Regions from separate parts of the Homo sapiens genome. Here region 2 is linked to region 1. A link is a contact called in ENCODE Hi-C or POLR2A ChIA-PET data. All regions are on one chromosome and are shown on one strand. The core of a region is the stretch at or near the end of the contact, and the rest is flanking DNA. Distances in the headings are between cores, read along the strand shown. Region 1 overlaps KCTD1 (potassium channel tetramerization domain containing 1). Region 2 holds the start of SS18 (SS18 subunit of BAF chromatin remodeling complex).

The links. A loop is a pair of places that touch in the nucleus more often than their neighbours do. ChIA-PET counts read pairs that join two places held with the same protein, here RNA polymerase II (POLR2A). Pooled maps may share reads with other maps.
Region 2: a loop to region 1 is called in a map of prostate gland, with 4 times the contacts of the local background. The contact joins the promoter of SS18 here to the enhancer-like site in region 1. A Hi-C loop is called at or near these places in 1 of 168 maps with a recorded cell type or tissue (prostate gland), 13 of 37 single-sample maps with no recorded cell type and 5 of 50 pooled maps. POLR2A ChIA-PET finds 5 or more read pairs at or near these places in 2 of 52 experiments (Panc1 and activated T-cell).

The regions. Positions count from the first base shown.
Region 1 is chr18:26,458,098-26,462,146 of GRCh38, reverse strand. It overlaps KCTD1 (potassium channel tetramerization domain containing 1), which reads left to right. Exons shown (of 5, transcript NM_001142730.3): 4 at 2,222-2,527. Among named protein-coding and RNA genes, the nearest start is that of LINC01543, 37 kb to the right of the region's middle. RefSeq lists enhancers at 1,069-1,218, 1,309-1,608, 3,178-3,247. Within about 2 kb of position 1,291, at least 4 of the 41 ENCODE cell types and tissues checked have a DNase peak (open chromatin) inside an H3K27ac peak, as active enhancers do.
Region 2 is chr18:26,087,696-26,092,015 of GRCh38, reverse strand. SS18 (SS18 subunit of BAF chromatin remodeling complex) reads left to right here and starts at 1,403. Exons shown (of 11, transcript NM_001007559.3): 1 at 1,403-1,515. The coding sequence starts at 1,447. RefSeq lists an enhancer at 949-1,068.

The DNA.
Region 1 (4,049 bases), core at 42-2,541:
GGCCAGACCTCAGAGTGGATTATTAAACAAGTGGCTTGTGAACCTAGAAGGAAGAAAAGATGGTGAGAACTCAGGGTCAGCATGGGGAGGACTTCTAACCCCAAGTCCTTCCTGTTAGCTTCATTCACTTTGGACACATTGGGAGATCAGGGCTTTGTCCGCCACCATGCCCGGCTAATTTTTTGTATTTTTAGTAGAGACGGGGTTTCGTCATGTTGGCCAGGCTGGTCTCAAGACTCCTGACCTCAGATAATCCACCTGCCTCGGCCTCCCAAAGTGCTGGGATTACAGGCGTGAACCACCACGCCCAGCCGATAAGATATTTTCACTGGAGTCTAGATCCTTCCTTGTGCTAAGTTTTGTAATTAAATCTCACAAGAAAATAAAAAGCAATAGCATAAGTTCTCGCTTCTCTTGCTTGTGTAACTCTCATTGCTGTTTAAAATCTCCTTGGTAAATAAGTGTTTAGGTCAGTATCTTACAGTTGGCGTGATGCCAAGATGACAAAGCCCCAGAGTGGGGATCCCAGGTAGAACCAGGAGGAACCTGCAGAGGCTTCCCCACTCCTACCCCTCAGGCTGGGCTAAGGGCCCCGGTTCTGCCCTGTCTTAAGAGTGGCCACACCTCAGCCTAGTTTTCAGCTCCTTAAAGCAAAACAGTATCTCCTCTGGGTCAGGAGGCTAAGCAGGTAGAACATGTGCAAGGAAGATTTTCAGAGCAGTGGGCTCCTTTCCTGCAGGGAACCAAGACTCCTGTGGTAAGGGGGTTGCCAGGAAAAGGACAGAATAAAGCAGCAGCCCATTCCACTGAGATGAGTGTCGTCATCAGCATCTTCTACCTGATCTGAGTTTCTTTATATGGAAAGTGGATTACCCAGCTAAAGACCCCCAAGTACTGTCATCTCTCCATGCTGTTTTCTCTGGAAGCGTTGAATAATGCCGCTACAGCTGCTGCTGCTATTGCTTGATTTGCAAGAGAAAGAGCAAAGTGCAAAATAAAAATATTTATCCCATGGTCATCTTGTGCTTCTCATACTCTAGCCCATCTGGACATCAGGGGCCTCTTTGAGGCACTCGGACCACATGTTTGCAACATTGGCTGTCATGCAGGCACTGGGCATCCCCTGCCAGCTCTTGCCCATGGACGGAAGGCACAAATGCCTGTGTCAGCTGATTAAAATGTTCTCAGTCAACATGTCTAGACAAGTATCCACTTATCTTACACCCAGAAATGATTGTGGCCATAGCTACGTTTAGCCATAACATTGACCTGCTTGTTAACATTGTTCCTGAGTTGCTGCCTCCCCCTCATTCTCTTTTGTCTTCCCATTCAGTGGCTTATGTGTGTGTTTTAATACCTGTTTTGTTAGGTTTCTGTTTCAATTCAACAGATTATTTTAAGGCTGGAGGAAAGGAAACCATGCCAAAAGACCAGGTGTTCTTGCTTTCAGAAATGCAGAAATGGACAGGTTTTCTTTATTGCACATCTTGCAGGAGTCGAGGCCTAAAGTTGTTTATGTCTCTGACTCTATGATGGCAGCTCCATCAGGTGGCACAGGGCAGTACACTAGCCTTCCAGCTGTCCACCAGCCTCCCCCAAACCATCACAAATCAACACCTAGGTTCAAGTAAAAGCCACATGCCTGCCCTCCAGGTGCCCATCCCTGCCTGTCTCTAGCCTCATATCTCTGTCCCACACCCTCCTGTGGCCACCAAAGGTGACCGGGAGCTTCTGATGAAGGGTGCCCATTGGCAAGCTTATGCCTCCCCTTGGTCAATATATGCGTTCCATCCAAGAGGATAGAAATTGGGTTCTCACCGACACAATCAAACTTGAAATACCCAAAGACATTTTTTCTACTAAAAGAAACAAGTCTTGGGTGAATCCTTTCACATCTCAGTTTTCTCATCTGCAAAATGGGAATAATAGTGGTTCCTAATTCACTGGGCATTGACGAGGGTTACAGGATTTAAATCATGTAAAGCACTTAGAAGAGGCCTGACCAGCCCTAATCTACTCAGCTCCTTTTATCTTCACTGAATGAATGAATGAATGAATGAATGCAAATTGAGCCTCTACAAACATGTCGTAAGTGAAAAACGCACATGCAGATTTGATTAGTGACATAACAAGAAGTGGAAAAAAATCACCTCTTAGATGTGGACATGTTTAGTACTTTATGTTTGCAGTTTGCACTGTGAAATACCTTTTTTTTTTCCAGGACTACACTTTGTTATATGAAGAGGCAAAATATTTTCAGCTTCAGCCCATGTTGTTGGAGATGGAAAGATGGAAGCAGGACAGAGAAACTGGTCGATTTTCAAGGCCCTGTGAGTGCCTCGTCGTGCGTGTGGCCCCAGACCTCGGAGAAAGGATCACGCTAAGCGGTGACAAATCCTTGATAGAAGAAGTATTTCCAGAGATCGGCGACGTGATGTGTAACTCTGTCAATGCAGGCTGGAATCACGACTCGACGCACGTCATCAGGTTTCCACTAAATGGCTACTGTCACCTCAACTCAGTCCAGGTATAGCATTGTTACGCACTGTGTGGCATCAAATGCCACTCTTACTGTTGTCACTTAACCTTGCCCTCACATGGTGCCTTTCCTCCAAAGAGCTTAGAAACTCACTCAGTGACACTTCTGTTGGGTAGGTGAATTATCACCCTCTATAGCAGTCATTCCGTAAGTCTTGTGATTGTGCCAGGTGCTGGGATGAGCACTGGAGATACAGAAGAGACAGATATAGAACACGACAGCTGGGCACGGTGGCACACGCCTATAGTCCCAGCCACTCCAGAGGCTAAGGCAGGAGGATCACTTGAGCCCAGGAGTTCAGGTTCAGCCTGGGCAACATAGTGAGACAGACAGACACAGAACACGATGGACAGCTCTGTGTTCATGGAACTGCATTATGGGAGTGGAGTGGGAGGCAAACAGTCAACATAAATATATTGCCCAGGAGGTGGTAAGTGGATTTCTGGGGCAGAGTATGCTGGCATATTGAGGACTATCAGGAAAGCCAGTTTGGCTTGAAGAAAGTGACTCAGGGAGAGAGAGTACCCAGACAGGAGGCCCGGGAAAATCAGGGACAGATCACGGAGAGCCTCGTTAGGAGGTGGCAAGTGCCCTAGGATTGTTTATTTTGGCATCTTTTGGTTTTGGTTCGTTTGTGTATGTGAGCCAAATGGAAATCCATTGGAGGGTTTTGAGCAGAAGGGAGAACTGACAGAACTCGTATTTTAAAGTGAACATTGCGACAGCAGCTAGAGAATAGGAGAAACAAGGAGACCAGGCAGCAAGCTGTGGTTCAAGCAGCTGAAAAGTGTCCAGTTGTGTGTGTCTGGAGGGTAGAGCTAATAAGGTTTTCTGACGATGGCTGTGGGTTGTGAGACATAAGCCCGGGATGACTAAGATTTTTGACAGAGGAACTGGGTGAGTGGAACTGCCATTTCCTGAGATGGAGAAGTGTAGGGGAGCAAGAGATGTGGGGGTGGAATTGAGAACTCAGAGGCTAATGTGTGCTGAGCACCGACTCTCTGCCCTACCCTGGGCCATGGCCTGAGCATGTGTTGTCTTCTTACAACCCTAACAGGTAAGCACTGTTAATCCTCTCTGTCTTGCTGATGGGAAGGCAGAGGCACACCTGGGTCTCGATTCCAGCTCCGTGTGACACAAAACCATTTGAAGTCAATGGAGTGAGGGTTCTAGTTTTTTCCCTCTTTTTAACTGGAATGGGCCCATGACTTTGTTCAGTATTTAGTCAGCAGAACCCTTCCCAAAGCACAGAGACTAGAAGCACCCACTCTTCTGTGCTGCCTCTTGAGGATTGTTCCACTACTATTTATAACTCTTTAAAATATATGAACAGATGTCTGAGAACAGAAGAGCAGAAAACTGGCAGAAAATGTTCCCTAAGCATGCTAGCGGAAGGCACATGCTCCCAGGCGGCGGGCTGGCTGCTGGGTCGCAGGGTTCCCGAGGACGAGATTCGCGTTCTCACCTGTGCGGAGAGCGTCCCCTGGAGGTGTGTGGTGCTCCCGCATGG
Region 2 (4,320 bases), core at 154-2,653, 370 kb after region 1:
TGCTGTGTCACCCAGGGTGGAGTGTGGTGGGGCAGTCATGGCTTACTGCAGTCTCCACCCCCTTGGCTCAAGTGATTCTTCCACCTCAGCCTCCTTAGTAGCTGGAACTACAGGTGCACACCACCATACCCAGCCAATTTTTAAAATTCTTGTAGAGACAGAGGTCTCACTTTGTTGCCCAGGCTGGTCTCAAACTCCTGGCCTCAAGTGATTAAATTTTTAAAATAATGTATTTTTTCTTTATTTTTCCAATTTATATAAAAATGGAAATATTTTTTATTATTCATTAACGTTGGGTAACACTTTATATAAACTTTCCCTTTGTGTTATATGGAAGTCTAAATTTACAGAATACTTTAAAACCCCACGGCAACACAAAACCCACATTTGTCCGTGTTCCTTCCATAATTTGAAAACTTTGCCTTTTTCCCTTACACTGACTTGAAGCCTGGCAGCTTGGGCCTAATTTACAAGGCACTAAGTAAGTACTCTCTTAAAAAACAGAGAGTGAGGATGCCCTGTTTCACAACTTAATTCCAAAAAGCCAAGTCAGACGAAATCGACCCACTTTCCTGCTAAGGGTTTGTCCCAAGAGGCGAGCTCTTCTCTGTCCGCTCCAGCCAAGCTGGCCGATTGCCCCTGAGCACTGGACACAACCTTGGTGTCCCGGTTTCGGGTCAGGGTTACTTTCCAATTGTTAGGCACGACTTTGTGCGTGCGTGCGAGACTGTGGACTCGGAGGTGCGCATTTGGGGCGTAGCCGAGCCATTTAAACCAGCGAATCCGCGTTCACCTTGTCCTTCCACCTCTGCCCTATCTCGGCAGATGCTCCACGGATTTGCACGAACTCCCGAGTCTTGACCTCCCTCCCCTCTCCGGGCTGCCGGGACAACTCGGGGCGGCCACTCTTGCCAGGAGGCGTAAGTAAGGATGAAGTTGGAAAAACTGAACTAGGTCTAGGGCACGCTCTGCAACACAGTCGGGGAGACGCTTCAGAGGGCCGGAGAGGGAGGCAAGTTGCCACGGCGCGAAGGGGGCGGGCCGGCTTGGGCCGCTCGCATTTCCTGTGACAGGGGCTGCCCCAGCCTCTCCTTCTCCCGCGGCGGCGGGACCATTTCCTGAATCGCTGAAGCGGAGGGAGGACTAGGGCGCGACTCTACCATTAGCGCAAAGGGCCAGGGGGTGCCCATAAGGAGAGCTCGGGGGATGCAGGGACGGTCAAGAAAGTTCGGCCAGGGCTAGGGGTCCCCCAGAGTGCGCAGAAGCGAGACATCCCTGGCCAGAGTGCCTCCTTCAGGCCTGCCCCGCCGCCCGTCCGCTTGGCCCCGGAGCATCCCCCCTCCCCGCATTCCCGAGGTGGTTCAGCCCGAGAGGCCGGCGTCTCTCCCCCAGTTTGCCGTTCACCCGGAGCGCTCGGGACTTGCCGATAGTGGTGACGGCGGCAACATGTCTGTGGCTTTCGCGGCCCCGAGGCAGCGAGGCAAGGGGGAGATCACTCCCGCTGCGATTCAGAAGGTGAAACCGCGCGGGGTTGCGGATGCCAGGCCCTTACCGCCTCTGGGAGAGACAGACGCGGGGGGAAGGGCCGGGCCCGGAGTCGACCGGGCCGAGGCGGAGGCGGGCCTGCTGGGAATCAGCAGTGTTTGGGAACACGGACTGCTGGCTGTGCCTGAGTGGGTGGCGGAAGAGGGTGAACCGGTTTTTCTCGGAGTCTTTCACGCATTTACGCGTTTTTCTACAGACACAAAAGCCCAAACAGCCGCCGCCTGATTTCTCTAGGGATGGGGCGGCGTTCGGGCTGCGGGGCGCGTGCGCCCGGCGGCGGCCGCTCAGGGAAGGGCGTGTGTCGGACCGGCGGCCCCGCGCGTTGCTCCGGAGTTACTTTGGCGTCGCCCCGCCCCGCGTGCCGCGGCTGCTTCGTGCGGACCCCACCGCGGGTCGCGGCAGGCAGAGGGGAAGTCGGTGCGCTGGTCGCCGCCCTGCAAACTCAGCCGAGTTTGGGAGCTCGCAGGAGGACTTGGGGAACGCTGGAGGGAACCTTAGTATAGAGTTTGAGGAGCGGGCAAGGAAGGTCCCCATGGACTCTGGGGTTGTCCCCAGAGCCTCTTCTTCCCTTCTGCATCGCCGCCTATTCATTTATTCTGCAGCAAATATTTATTGAGCGCCTATTTTAGGCGCTGAGGCTACTGTGGTGAGTCATGGTCCTTGCCTTCCTGGAGCTTACAGTCTAATGGTGGAGACTGTCGTGACCAGTTAATGTAAGTCGTGATAAATACACAGGGAGCTGCCTCCTTTTTAAAGGATAGAGCTGCTGCAGTCGCTGCTGTGTTACTGCCAGTCGGAACACAAAGGTTCTTTATTGTCCTCTACCCCTTGTTGCCTGCAAGCAAGGCAGCATTCTAAATTTTACTGACCTAGACTTTCAGAAGTTGCTGCTGTATTTAGCAGTTTACTTTAAATATTTTTGTTTTGTTTTATGCTGTGTAGCAAAGATCAAAATAGAAAAAAAGGTCAAGTTTTAGTACCACTCAGACCACGTAGATTATGCTAATCGGTTTCTGTTTACTGTCAGGTTCTTCGTAGTGTGGCTTTTGACATTTGCCCAACTGTTGCTTTATTTTATGAACAAACGGGCTTGGCAGTGCCTGGAAATGCAGTGCTTTCATATAGTGCTCTGAGTTAAGTCTGCAGCCTGGCAAACAGCTCCAAGTACGCACTCACGCAAAACTGCGTTTCTGGAGGGCTCACCTTTTTTATTTTTGTACACAGGAAAAGTCCAGAGTTTTTCTTTTTTTTTTATAGTTTCTGTTACATAAGTCTGAAGATATTTATCATGGATAATGATTAATTCGGAGGATGCTGATCAATTATTTTCCATTCTCAGCTGAACAGAAAAATGGGCTCTAAATTAATTGCCTTATTCTACAATGGGAGAGATTGATATTAGATGTGAGACAGATATTTTAATGGTGAAGTTCAATAGTTTGAGGAATATACTGGAGATAATAAGTTGTGAAATCATTAGGTTGAGGACTGGATTCGTGCTTTTTAAGGACTTTTTTTGGTCATCCAATGGTTCTATTTAAGAAATAACTGCATTTATTAGCAGATCATGTTAGTGGTTTTTTTTTTCCCCCAGTAAGTGAAGATTATGATTCACGTGCATAAAAAAGTGACAGTTAATGTTAAATGGATGTTCCTTTTATTTAGATTGCGTGATTATGGTATTGTGCTAATACTTTTGAATACTGGTAGGGTGGGGCAGGTTCTGGAGGAGCATATCCTGAGTCCCTTGATCTTACAGCTGAATCAGCCCCTGAAAACTTAAGTGACTTGCTCAAAATGGCAAAACTGGCACTGAAACTAACTGGCCTTTTAATTGCTACAATCAGTACTCTTTCTTCAGCTCCACTTTACTTAGATGAATTATTTAACCCTCAAAGCCAAGATTGCTTGGAATGTTAAAAGATGATAGAATGATAAATCGGTATGTTTTTCCTCTTAAACTTTTGAGACAGCATAATTATGAAGTAAACTCATAAAGTCTGTAACAAATATACATGCATAGAAATTATTATGTTTAATTATTATCTCATAATTGGAGAGTCACAAAACCATGCTGTTATAAAACTTGGAAACTAACCAGCTACCTCATCAAGACTCCTGGGCTGAAGTTTTCATGTATTTATTTCATTCTGGAGAAGGACAGAATTTTTCTTTACTGTTCCAAAGCATTAGAATGATGAAAAACCAACTCGGACTCTTAACTTTTAGTCTTAATTGGCTAAAGCTTCTATTACAGATAGCAGAGGTAATTAAATGTTTGATATAAAAGAATTCAGATTTTCCCTTCTGGGCTTGTTTATTCAGAGGGAGAATAATTGGAATATTAAAACATTATTGATTAAACACGATATCATTCCAAAGGTGTAAAAGTAAGATTTTTTTGCGGTGAGCTGTCATATATATTAAAAGGACCCAAGGGGATTCAATTTCTGTATAGATGAAACATTTCTAGAAATCTGAAGGGAAAAAACTCAGTTATTGAAAAGATTGTCCGTATGAACTGTGCATGGCATATTTTTACAAGAGATTTAAACAGTACGTAATGAAATTTTATGCAAGAGAGCTGCTGATACACTAATGTTGCTTTAAATTATATTTGTTATTAAAATGAATTTTAAAATAATTTGTAACAGCGGGTAGCAACATTAACAAAGTCATTTTAAGGAAATTTTGTTTTTTTTGTGTTTCCATGTTTGCTTAATGATTTATGATAGTAATGATTGTTTGCAGGGGACAGTATTTTGTTAAGGGATA